Regions from separate parts of the Homo sapiens genome. Here region 1 is linked to region 2. A link is a contact called in ENCODE Hi-C or POLR2A ChIA-PET data. All regions are on one chromosome and are shown on one strand. The core of a region is the stretch at or near the end of the contact, and the rest is flanking DNA. Distances in the headings are between cores, read along the strand shown.

Region 1 (5,283 bases), core at 826-3,325, 250 kb before region 2:
GGGTTTCACCATATTTACCAGGCTGGTCTCAAACTCCTGATTTCAAGCGATCCGCTCACCTCAGCCTCCCAAAGTGCTCGGATTACAGGCCTGAGCCACTGTGCCTGGCCAACACCATTTCCATTAACTCTCACAACAACACTTTCTCTTTTTTTTTTTTTTTTTTTTGAAACTGAGTCTTGCTCTGTTGCCCAGGCTGGAATGCGATCTCGGCTCACTACAACCTCCGCCTCTCAGGTTCAAGTGATTCTCCTACCTCAGCCACCTGAGTAGCTGGAATTACAGGCGCCTGCCACCACGCCTGGCTAATTTTTGTATTTTCAGTAGAGACGGGGTTTCGCCATGCTGGCCAGGCTGGTTTCGAACTCCTGGCCTCAAACAATCCACCCGCCTCGGCCTCCCAAAGTGCTGGGATTACAGGCGTGAGCCACCACGCCCGGGCCACAACAACAATTTCAAGAGGACTCTTTGTCCCATCTTAAAGTTAAGAAACTTAGGTTTAGAAAGAGTAAGGTTCCAAACGCCAAGTAAGTGGAGCCAGGAAGTAAAACCCATCACTGCCTCCCAGGAAGGCTGCATTTATGGACCTTCAAAGGCTTATCGCCATAACTAAAAATCAACTGGAGGCCAGGCGCAGTGGCTCACACCTGTAATCTCAGCATTTTGGAAGGCTGAGGCATGCGGATCACCTGAGGTCAGGAGTTCGAGACCAGCCTGGACAACATGGTGAAACCCCGTCTCTACTAAAAATACAAAAATTAGCCCAGCGTGGTGGCGCACACCTGTAGCCCCAGCTACTCACGAGGCTGAGGCAGGAGAATCGCTTGAACCCAGGAGGCAGAGGTTGCAGTGAGCCGAGATCACGTCACTGCACTCCAGCCTGGGTGACAGAGCGAGACTCTATCTCAAAAAAATAAAAATAAAAATCAACTGGAGAAGGAAAGGGGGTTGGGGAGCATCCTCTGAATATATAAAGGCAGCCATTCATTGTAGGAGAGGAGGTAGAAGGAAATGCTGTTTGTCGATGGTTCTTTTCCAGAGAGGAAGAGAGGAGAAAGGAAGAGCGGGGAGCAGGTGGGGAGCCCGCAGTAAGACCCCACAGTGGGGCCAGGTGGTCTTGCACCCTGTATTCCCACTTTGGCTGGGGCCAGCCCAGAGTCCAGGCCAGCAGGTAATGCCCCAGCCATGCCCACTCGGTCCTATTGGATCCAACCTTTCCCTGCGTGGTACCAAACCTAAAGCCAGCTTCCCTCTCCTTGCAAAACAAAACCCCAAAGCTGGCACCACTGCTTCTCTGCCTCCTCACCAAAAGGTTTTCATGATGTCATGACATTAGTTTAAACCTAAAACTAAATGTATGTTTTATTTTAAAAAATAATAATTCCATGAAAAACTCCTGAAGTGCTTACAATGGAGACGTACAAAAAAATTGATTCGGGAATCAGCAGTGTGAGGGGGAGACGGCTTAATCTCTTCTATTTAAAGGCTTCTGGAACTTCACGGGGGCTCTGGGACAGGGGCGTGTTTAGAAAAAAGGCAGGATGTGTCAGATTTCTTCTGACTCTTCCTCCCCGGGGGAGCAGGAGCCAATTGCTTGCTTTCTCTTAAAACTAGTCCACACAGCCCCAAACCAAGTTCCCGGGAAATGGCCAGCCCAAAAATCCTGTTTCCCTGGAGATGTACCGTGCTTTACAGTGCAGGAAACGGGGACAGTACAGGCTGGCAAATCCTATTTCTGAAAGAGCATCCCACACACGGAGGAGGTTCGCTCTCCATCTCCATCGCCACCAGGAAGAATGAGGTAAAAAGCAGGAGGAGGCTCCGTTTGTCACGGGAAGATTCTCCGACTCAAACCTCCCACGTGCAATCGCTGCCTCCCGCGCCCGCCCCCTCACCTTGTTCGTGAGGTAAGAAGCCAGGTAGCAGGTACAAAAGGTGAGGCCGACCAGAGACCTCCTCACGCACATCTGTCAACTCGTCCCCTTCTCGGGGATCCACGGTGCCTGCCCAAATCCCCTGGCCGCCGCCCGACCCCCGCAGCAGCAGCAGCGGCAGCGGCAGCAGCCGCCCAGAGACGGCCACGTGGCTCCGAGCTCCGCCAATCAGCGCGGGGACCGCCCCCGGCGTCTGCCTTCTTAAAGGGGCCGCGCCCTCGAAGGACGGTCATTCTTCTTTTATTTTTTATTTTTTATTTTTTTATCTTCTTTTAAAGAGTAGAAAGTGGCAGAAGAGGAAAAAAGCATACCGCAGTTCACAATACCCCATCAGTGTTTAAAGAAAAATGTTCATCGCTATCTCTAAACTATGAGACCAAAATATTACCCGTGCTTCACTGAATTTTCCCAATTTTCTCCACTGAGTCTGTAGCGCTTTGGCAAATGACACAAAAAAGGTAACAGCAACAAATGTTCACTTAAAAGAGGGAAGGTGAAGGAAGAAGGAACTGGAATTGAGTATAGGTTTTTTGAGTTTTGTTTGTATTTAAAGTCATTCCATTCTCTTGACATTTCTATAAAATAAGAACCCTTTCCCAAGCACAGCCCCTATTCCTATTCCTATTCCTAGTCTATAGGGTGGAAAACTGGACTCATGAGGCTTCCGGCAAATGTTAGTAAACATGCAAGAAAACCTATTGATGGACTTGGACAATAGCAAAAAGTGCCAGTGTTCTCTGCCTGTAGAAACACACAGATTTTCAGAAACACCCACACACGGGGAAACCATCACTCTTAAGCCACAGCAAAAGTCCTCCTGGCTCTCGGTGCTGGAGCAGTGGATGGAAAACGACACACCAACCCTTATGTAATTTTTCTGTTTTTCAGAAGCATGCCTTGTTTCTCTCTGCTCCCTCCAGCATTGAGGGAGGGCTGACCTCGGCTTGTCCCCTTGAAGCCACTCCCCAGCCACCACTGTCTCATCGCAGTCCTTTGCCTCTGCTCACTTTTCCACAGGTCTCTTCCTGGGCCTGCTGGTTGGTCTGCAGAGGGGACCAACATAGAGATGGAGGTAGGCTGGTCACCCCTTCCCTCCCTTTTCTCCCACAGTCTCCTTCAAACCACTTGTACAGATGGGTATAGCTTTCTCTACCAAGACTGGATGATATGGTTTGGCTGTGTCCCCAAATCTCATCTTGAATGGTAGCTTTCATAATTCCCACATGTTATGGGAAGGACCTGGTGGCAGATAATTGAATCATGGGGGCAGTTTCCCCCATATTCGTCTCGTGGTAGTGAATAAGTCTCCCCAGAGCTGATGGTCTTATAAGGGGAAACCCCTTTCGCTTGGCTCTCATTTTTTCTCTCTTGCCTGCCACCATGTAAGACGTGCCTTTTGCCTTCCACCATGATTATGAAGCCTCCCCAGCCCCGTGGAACTGTGAGTCCATTAAACCTCTTTTTCTTTATAAATTACCAAGTCTCGGGTAAGTCTTTATCAGCAGCGTGAAAACAGACTAGTACACTGGGTTATTAAAAAGCAAAAATACAGAACAGGAAGAGAGGAGATGAAGCTTCAAATGCACTAAATTTTCCTCTCCATAGAAATAAAATCATGTAAGAAGTTAACACTTCACAAGGAGGCCCCTTCACAAGCCTACACTCGCTTCTCACCTATCACTCTTGCCCCAGAGTTTGTGTCTCCCTCTCCAAAACACCAATCTTTAACGACAATTTAAAAAGATCATTGTGGCCAGGCGCGGTGGCTCATGCCTGTAATCCCAGCACTTTGGGAGGCCGAGGCAAGCAGATCACGAGGTCAGGAGATCGAGACCAACGTGGCTAACATGGTGAAACCCCGTGTCTACTAAAAAAATACCAAAAAAATTAGCCGGCCGTGGTGGCGAGCGCCTGTAGTCCCAGGTACTCGGGATGCTGAGGCAGGCGAATGGCGTGAACTTGAGAGGCGGAGCTTGCAGTGAGCCAAGATCGTGCCACTGCACTCCAGCCTGGGAGACAAAGTGAGACTCCGTCTCAAAAAAAAAAAAAAAAAAAAAAAAATCATTGTAACAAGACTAATAGAGATTTATAAAAGAAAAATTAGCAAACCAATACCACACTCTTAACCACTCACATAACCAATACCAACAGGTTGGTGTATCCTTCTACACCTTCCTCCGTATTCACATATCAACATATACCCATTTGTAATTTGTTGCCTCACGAAAATGGATCTAGCTATTCACATTGCTAAACAACTTACTTTTACAACTACAGGTCAACACATAGAGATTTAATTTTTTAAAAAAGCTGCAGGCATTCCATAGTATGGATATACCGTAATGTATTCAACCATTCTGCTGTTGACATAATTATGTTGTTTCTAGTCTTTTGCTACAACAAACAAGGCTATAATAAACATCTTTGTACATATGTCTTTACCTCCTGCTGGTTTAATTTCTGTAGAATAGATTCCCAACAGGAGGATTGCAGAATCACAGCGTGTGTGTATTTTCTTAAATCATTACTTTCCACTTCCCTTTACTTTCTGCCTGTGGGAATCCTACTTACATCTAGCTCTTCTCAAGCACTTCAGGCATAACTTATTCTCCTCTCTTTTCCAGTACTACTTTTTAATACGTATTACAATAATTAGCATCTTACGTTTTTTCCATATTGTGGTTCATGAAGAAAATGATAGTATTTGTTCAGAGCCCCAGGCCAAATTGCTGACACTGCTTAGAGTCTGAAATGCTTCCAGGCCTCCCTGAAGTTGAGGAGGAACTCCTGTAACTCTTGCCCAGCCACACCAGTTAAGAAGCTGTATTAGGCTGAGTGTGGTGGCTCACACCTATAATCCCGGCACTTTGGGAGGCTGGGGCGGGTGGATCACCTGAGGTCAGGAGTTCAAGACCAGTCTGGCCAACATGGTGAAACCCCATCTCTACTAAAAATACAAAAAATTAGCTGGGCATGGTGGAGTGTGCCTGTAATCCCAACACTTTGGGAGGCCAAGGTGGGCAGATCACCTGAGGTCAGGAGTTCAAGACCAGCCTGGCCAACATGGCGAAACCCCATCTCTATTAAAAATACAAAAGATTAGCTGGGCATGGTGGGGTACGCCTGCAATCCCAGCTACTTGGGAGGCTGAGGCAGGAGAATCACTTGAACCTGGGAGCCGGAGGTTGCAGTGAGCCAAGATCACACCACTGCACTCCAGGCTGGGTGACAGAGCAATACCCTTTCCCCCAAAAAAATTAAAACAATAAAAAGAAGCTGTATTAGAGTCAGGGTGATGCATACCCTCTCTCCTCAGCCACATGGCAGCTCTTGGAGCACATAGGCGTCC
Region 2 (4,877 bases), core at 1,819-4,318:
CATGTTCGCCAGGCTGGTCTCGAACTCCTGACCTCTGGTGATTCACCCGCCTCACCTCCCAAAGTGTTGGGATTACAGGCGTAAGCCCCCACACCTGGCCACATTTCTTATGTTTAGTAGATATTTCAGTTCTGCAAAAATCCATAATAACAGCTTTAAGATATAATTTATATACCATAAATTCATAAAGTGCACCATTCAGTGGTTTTAGTATATTCACACAATTGGTGATGTGATAGTGGTGATGCATAGCGTGATGGTTATCATCACCACTATCTAATTCCAGAACATTTTTATCACTCCAAAAAGAAACCCCATAGCCAATAGCAGTCACTCCCCATACAATATGTGGTCTTTTTTGTCTGACTTCTTTCACCTACCATAACGTTTTCAAGGTTCTTCCATGTTGTAAGCATGGATCAGAACTTCATTTCTTTTTATGTGTGACAGATATTCCATTGTATGGATATACTACATTTTGTCTATCCATTCATCAGTTGGGGAACATTAGGTTGTATTCATTTTTTTATTATATGACTAACGCTGCTATAAACATTTATGTACAAGTTTTTGTGTGGATATATATTTTCAGTTCTCTTGAGTATGTTCTTAGGATTGGAATTGCCAGATCACATGGTCATGTTATGTTTAAGTTTTTGAGGAATTGCCAAAGTGTCTGCACCATTTTACATTCCCATCAGTAATCTGTGAGGGTTCCAACTTCTCCACATCCTCACAAATACTTGTTATTATCTATCTTTTTGATTATAACTATCCCAGTGTGTGTGAAGTAGTATCTCATTGTGGTTTTGGTTTGCATTTTCCTGATGGCTAATGATGTTGAGCGTCTTCCATGGTCATGCTTATCGACCATTTTTATATTTGCCCACTACTTTTTAAAAAATGGTTGAGTTGTAAGAGTTTATTCTGGATATGAATTTCTAATTAGATATATGGTTTGCAAATATTTTCTTCTATCTTGCGGATTGTCTTCTACTTTCTTTTTTTTTTTTTTTTTGAGATGGATTCTCAGTTTCCCAGGCTAGAGTGCAGTGGCACAATCTCAGCTCACTGCAACTTCTGCCTCCTGGGTTCAAGTGATTCTCCTGCCTCGGCCTCCCTAGTAGCTGGGATTTCAGGTGTGCACCACCATGCCCAGCTAATTTTTGTATTTTTAGTAGAAAATTTCATCATGTTGGCCAGGCTGGTCTTGAACTCCTAACCTCAGGCGATCAACCCATCTTGGCCTCCCAAAGTGCTGGGATTACAGGCATGAGCCACTGTGCCTGGCCATCTTTCGCTTTCTTGAGGGTGCCTTGGAAGCACAAAAGTTTTAAAATTTGGTAAGTTTCAATTTATCTTTGTGTGTGTGTGTGTGTGTGTTTTGAGACAGATTTTTGCTCTGTTGCCCAGGTTGGAGTGTAGTGCCATGATCTTGGCTCACTGCAACCTCCGCTTCCCGGGTTCAAGTGATTCTCCTGCCTTGGCCTCTGGAGTAGCTGGGATTACAGGCACATGCCACCATGCCTGGCTAAGTTTTGTATTTTTAGTAGATACAGGGTTTCACCATTTTCCCCAGGCTAGTCTTGAACTCCTGACCTCAGGTGATCCACCCACCTCGGCCTCCCAAAGTACTAGGATTACAGGCATGAGCCACCGTGCCCGGCCCAATTTATATTTTTCTTTTGTTGCTTGCGCTTTTGATATCATAGCTAAGACAGCATTGCTAATCCAAAGTCATGAAGATTTTCTCCTGTGTTTTTCCCTTAGAATTTTATAGTTTTAGCTTTATAGTTTAGCTCTCTAAATGTAAAATTTAGAGATCTTAAATCCATTTTGAGTTAATTTTTGCATATAGTATGAGGTGGGGATCCTACTAGATTATTTTGGGATGTCCAGTTTTCCCAGCAGCGTTTATTAAAAATATTATTCTTTTCCCATTGAATAGTCTTGGCACCCTGTTGAAAATCCAGTGACCATAAATGTAACGGTTTATTTCTGAGCTCTCAATTCTATTCCATTGATCTATGTTTATCGTTATGTCGGTACTACACTGTCTTGATTACTGTAGTTTTGTATTAAGTTTTAAAACTAGGAAGCGTGAGTCCACTGACTTCATTCTTTCTCAGAATCGTTTTGGATTTTCTAGGTCTCTTGCATTTCCACATGAATTTTAGGATCAGCTTGTCAATTTCTGAAAAAAAAAAAAGTCGGGATTTTGATCCCTATCAAAATCCATTGTGTTGAATTGTAGGTTGCTTTAGGAAATATTGCCATCTTCACAATATTGTCTCCTAATCCATGAACATGGGAGGCTTTTCCACTCATTTAGGTCTTTTAACATTTCTTTCAAAGAGGTTTTGCAATTTTTATTGTACAAATATTGCATTCCTCTAATTTCTTCGAGGGCCTATGTGGGTTCTGTTTTAGTAGGGTGTTCTGCATATAAGACCAAGCATCAGTCCGGGGTCGTGGGGGGAGGGGGTCTTCTCTGTTCTGAGGCCATCATGGCAGGTGGCGTACCTCACTCAATCTCTGTTAGCTTATTTGTAAAATTGAGCAGATTAGGCATCTAAAGGATTTCCTCTAAGGTTCCTTTCCAGGTTGGCAAATTACAACTTGCATTATTGGCTGTCTTTTAAATATGTACGTTCCACCACTCCCAGTTCCCTGGCTCAGCCTGTGGCTGCAGTGCCACAGGGATCCTAGGTGCACAGTGTTGAGGAGTTGACGACTCAACACTTGGCTGGGAAATCGAAATGTCTTTGATGTGAGTTCTGTAGGTAGTGGCAGTTTCCTCTGCTCTCAACCAAATTCGTTTACAAGCCTCCTTTACTCTTAGGTCACAGGTGGCTTTTCTGGCTTTGACCTGAGCGGTGAGTATCCAGAGAGGAGAACGATCTAATTAATTTCTGTCCTGGCGCCTGGAGGGTTCGAAGATCCCAGGCTCCCGTTCCCGCCGCCTGGGTGGGAGCCCGGGAACGCCTCTCCCATTCCCCGCCCGCGAAGTTTGCAGCGCGCCTCGCGCGGGAGAGACGCCGTCTGCTGGCGCGCGGCTGAGCGCTGTCAGTTCCTGATCCGGCTGGTGCCCGCTCCAGCCGCGGCAGGTTCCAGAGCTGAGAGGCCACCCCCACGCCGCGGGCTTCCAGCGCGTGGAGCAAGGGGAGCGGCCCCGGCGCCGCCCATATCCCCGGCTGCGCTAGTCCTGGCGCTGCAGGTCCGGGAGGCGCAGGCGGAGAGCGGCGGTGCCCCCGAGCCCCTCTGCGGACGGCTCAGGCGGGAGGACCCCGCGCGGCTGGATGGCGGCGGCCGCGCGGCCTCGGGGTCGGGCACTGGGGCCAGTACTGCCGCCGACGCCGCTGCTCCTGCTGGTACTGCGGGTGCTGCCAGCCTGCGGGGCGACCGCTCGGGATCCCGGGGCCGCGGCCGGGCTCAGCCTTCACCCGACTTACTTCAACCTGGCCGAGGCGGCGAGGATTTGGGCCACCGCCACCTGCGGGGAGAGGGGACCCGGCGAGGGGAGGCCCCAGCCCGAGCTCTACTGCAAGTTGGTCGGGGGCCCCACCGCCCCAGGCAGCGGCCACACCATCCAGGTGAGGGCCTCGGAGAGAGCCGGGGTGGGCGCGCCTTTTCCTTCCCGCGCCGGCCAGACACCCGGAGAAGGGATCGGGCCCTTTCCTCACGCGCGCTAGTGGCTCCGGGCGACTGGGAAGGGCAGCCCCCATCCCCGCGCGCGAGGGCCCACGACCCAGGAGCGATCTCGTGGAAGCACCGCACCGGCACCACCGGCCCGAGGCGAGGAGGGGGAGCACGCGAGGTGACATGAGGCTGTGGTCAGGTTCGGGCTGGTGGAGGGGAAAGTGTGAGGCTGCGCTCTAAGAGATGCAGGCGCCTCGGCCCTTCCCGCCTCCGTCACCCACGGAGCGTCCCGCCAGGCTTGAGTCCTCGAGGGTTCAGGGGCGCCTCCTGCCCCACCTCCCGGGCCTTATTCGGAGAAGTCGGTGGCAATTACCTTCTGTGGTGTATTTTAAGAGAGAATTTTTAGGTTATAACAGCGGTATCACTCTAATGTTACTGAAAAGATTCACTTCACTGCACTGCCTGAAGTGCCACCATCCAGTCATTGGGGGCGAATGAGACCTTAGGCGGACAGAGATAGAAAGGCTCTCAGAGATCCGAGCCTCACCGCGAACACCCGGGGCAAACGACATTGCGGTGCATGTTAAGCAGCATCTTGCAGTGCCTGGCCCTTACTCACAGGTCTCAGCCAGGCAAGAGTGCAGTGGTGCGATCACGGCTCACGGCAGCCTCGAACTCCTGGGCTCAAGGGATCCTCCCGCCTCAGCCTTGGGCGTAGCTGGGACTACAGGCGTGCCCCCCCGTGCCTGGCAATTTTTTTTTTTTTTTTTTGAGACAGAGTCTCGCACTGTCGCCGGGGCTGAAATGCAATGGTGCGATCTCGGCTCACTGCAACCTCAGGCCTGGCAATTATTTATTTATTTATTTATTTATTTATTTATTTATTTATTTATTTATTTTTCTGTAGAGACAGAGTCTGGCTATTTTGCCCAAGCTGGTCTCAAACTCTTAGCCTCAAGCTGTCCTTCTGTCTTGACCTCCCAAAGGGGCAGGAGAATTTGAATCCAGTCCTGACTTCAAATCCTGGACACTAAGCCCAAATTGCCTCCTTCTTCTGCAAAGTATTGTTGAGGAACAGGAAGTGGGAAGAGGGAGCGATTTTGGAGCTTGGGTTCTAAAAGAGCAAGGTTATCATTGGGTGTCTAGATTAGTGTTTTAGAAACTCTTTTGACCATGCACTTCCATAAATGACAAGTTGTTGAACATCTAGTGCCATATGTGCTTATTTACTTATAAAC

The links. A loop is a pair of places that touch in the nucleus more often than their neighbours do. ChIA-PET counts read pairs that join two places held with the same protein, here RNA polymerase II (POLR2A). Pooled maps may share reads with other maps.
Region 1: a pooled map shows a loop between it and region 2 (4-fold over the local background). The contact joins the promoter of SLC35D4 here to the promoter of LAMA3 in region 2. A Hi-C loop is called at or near these places in 2 of 50 pooled maps. POLR2A ChIA-PET finds 5 or more read pairs at or near these places in 2 of 52 experiments (BJ and HEK293).

The regions. Positions count from the first base shown.
Region 1 is chr18:23,435,886-23,441,168 of GRCh38, forward strand. It overlaps SLC35D4 (solute carrier family 35 member D4), which reads right to left and starts at 2,076. Exons shown (of 15, transcript NM_032933.6): 1 at 1,896-2,076. The coding sequence starts at 1,967. RefSeq lists a silencer at 2,105-2,204.
Region 2 is chr18:23,686,385-23,691,261 of GRCh38, forward strand. LAMA3 (laminin subunit alpha 3) reads left to right here and starts at 3,069. Exons shown (of 75, transcript NM_198129.4): 1 at 3,069-3,593. The coding sequence starts at 3,300. RefSeq lists an enhancer at 2,428-2,977.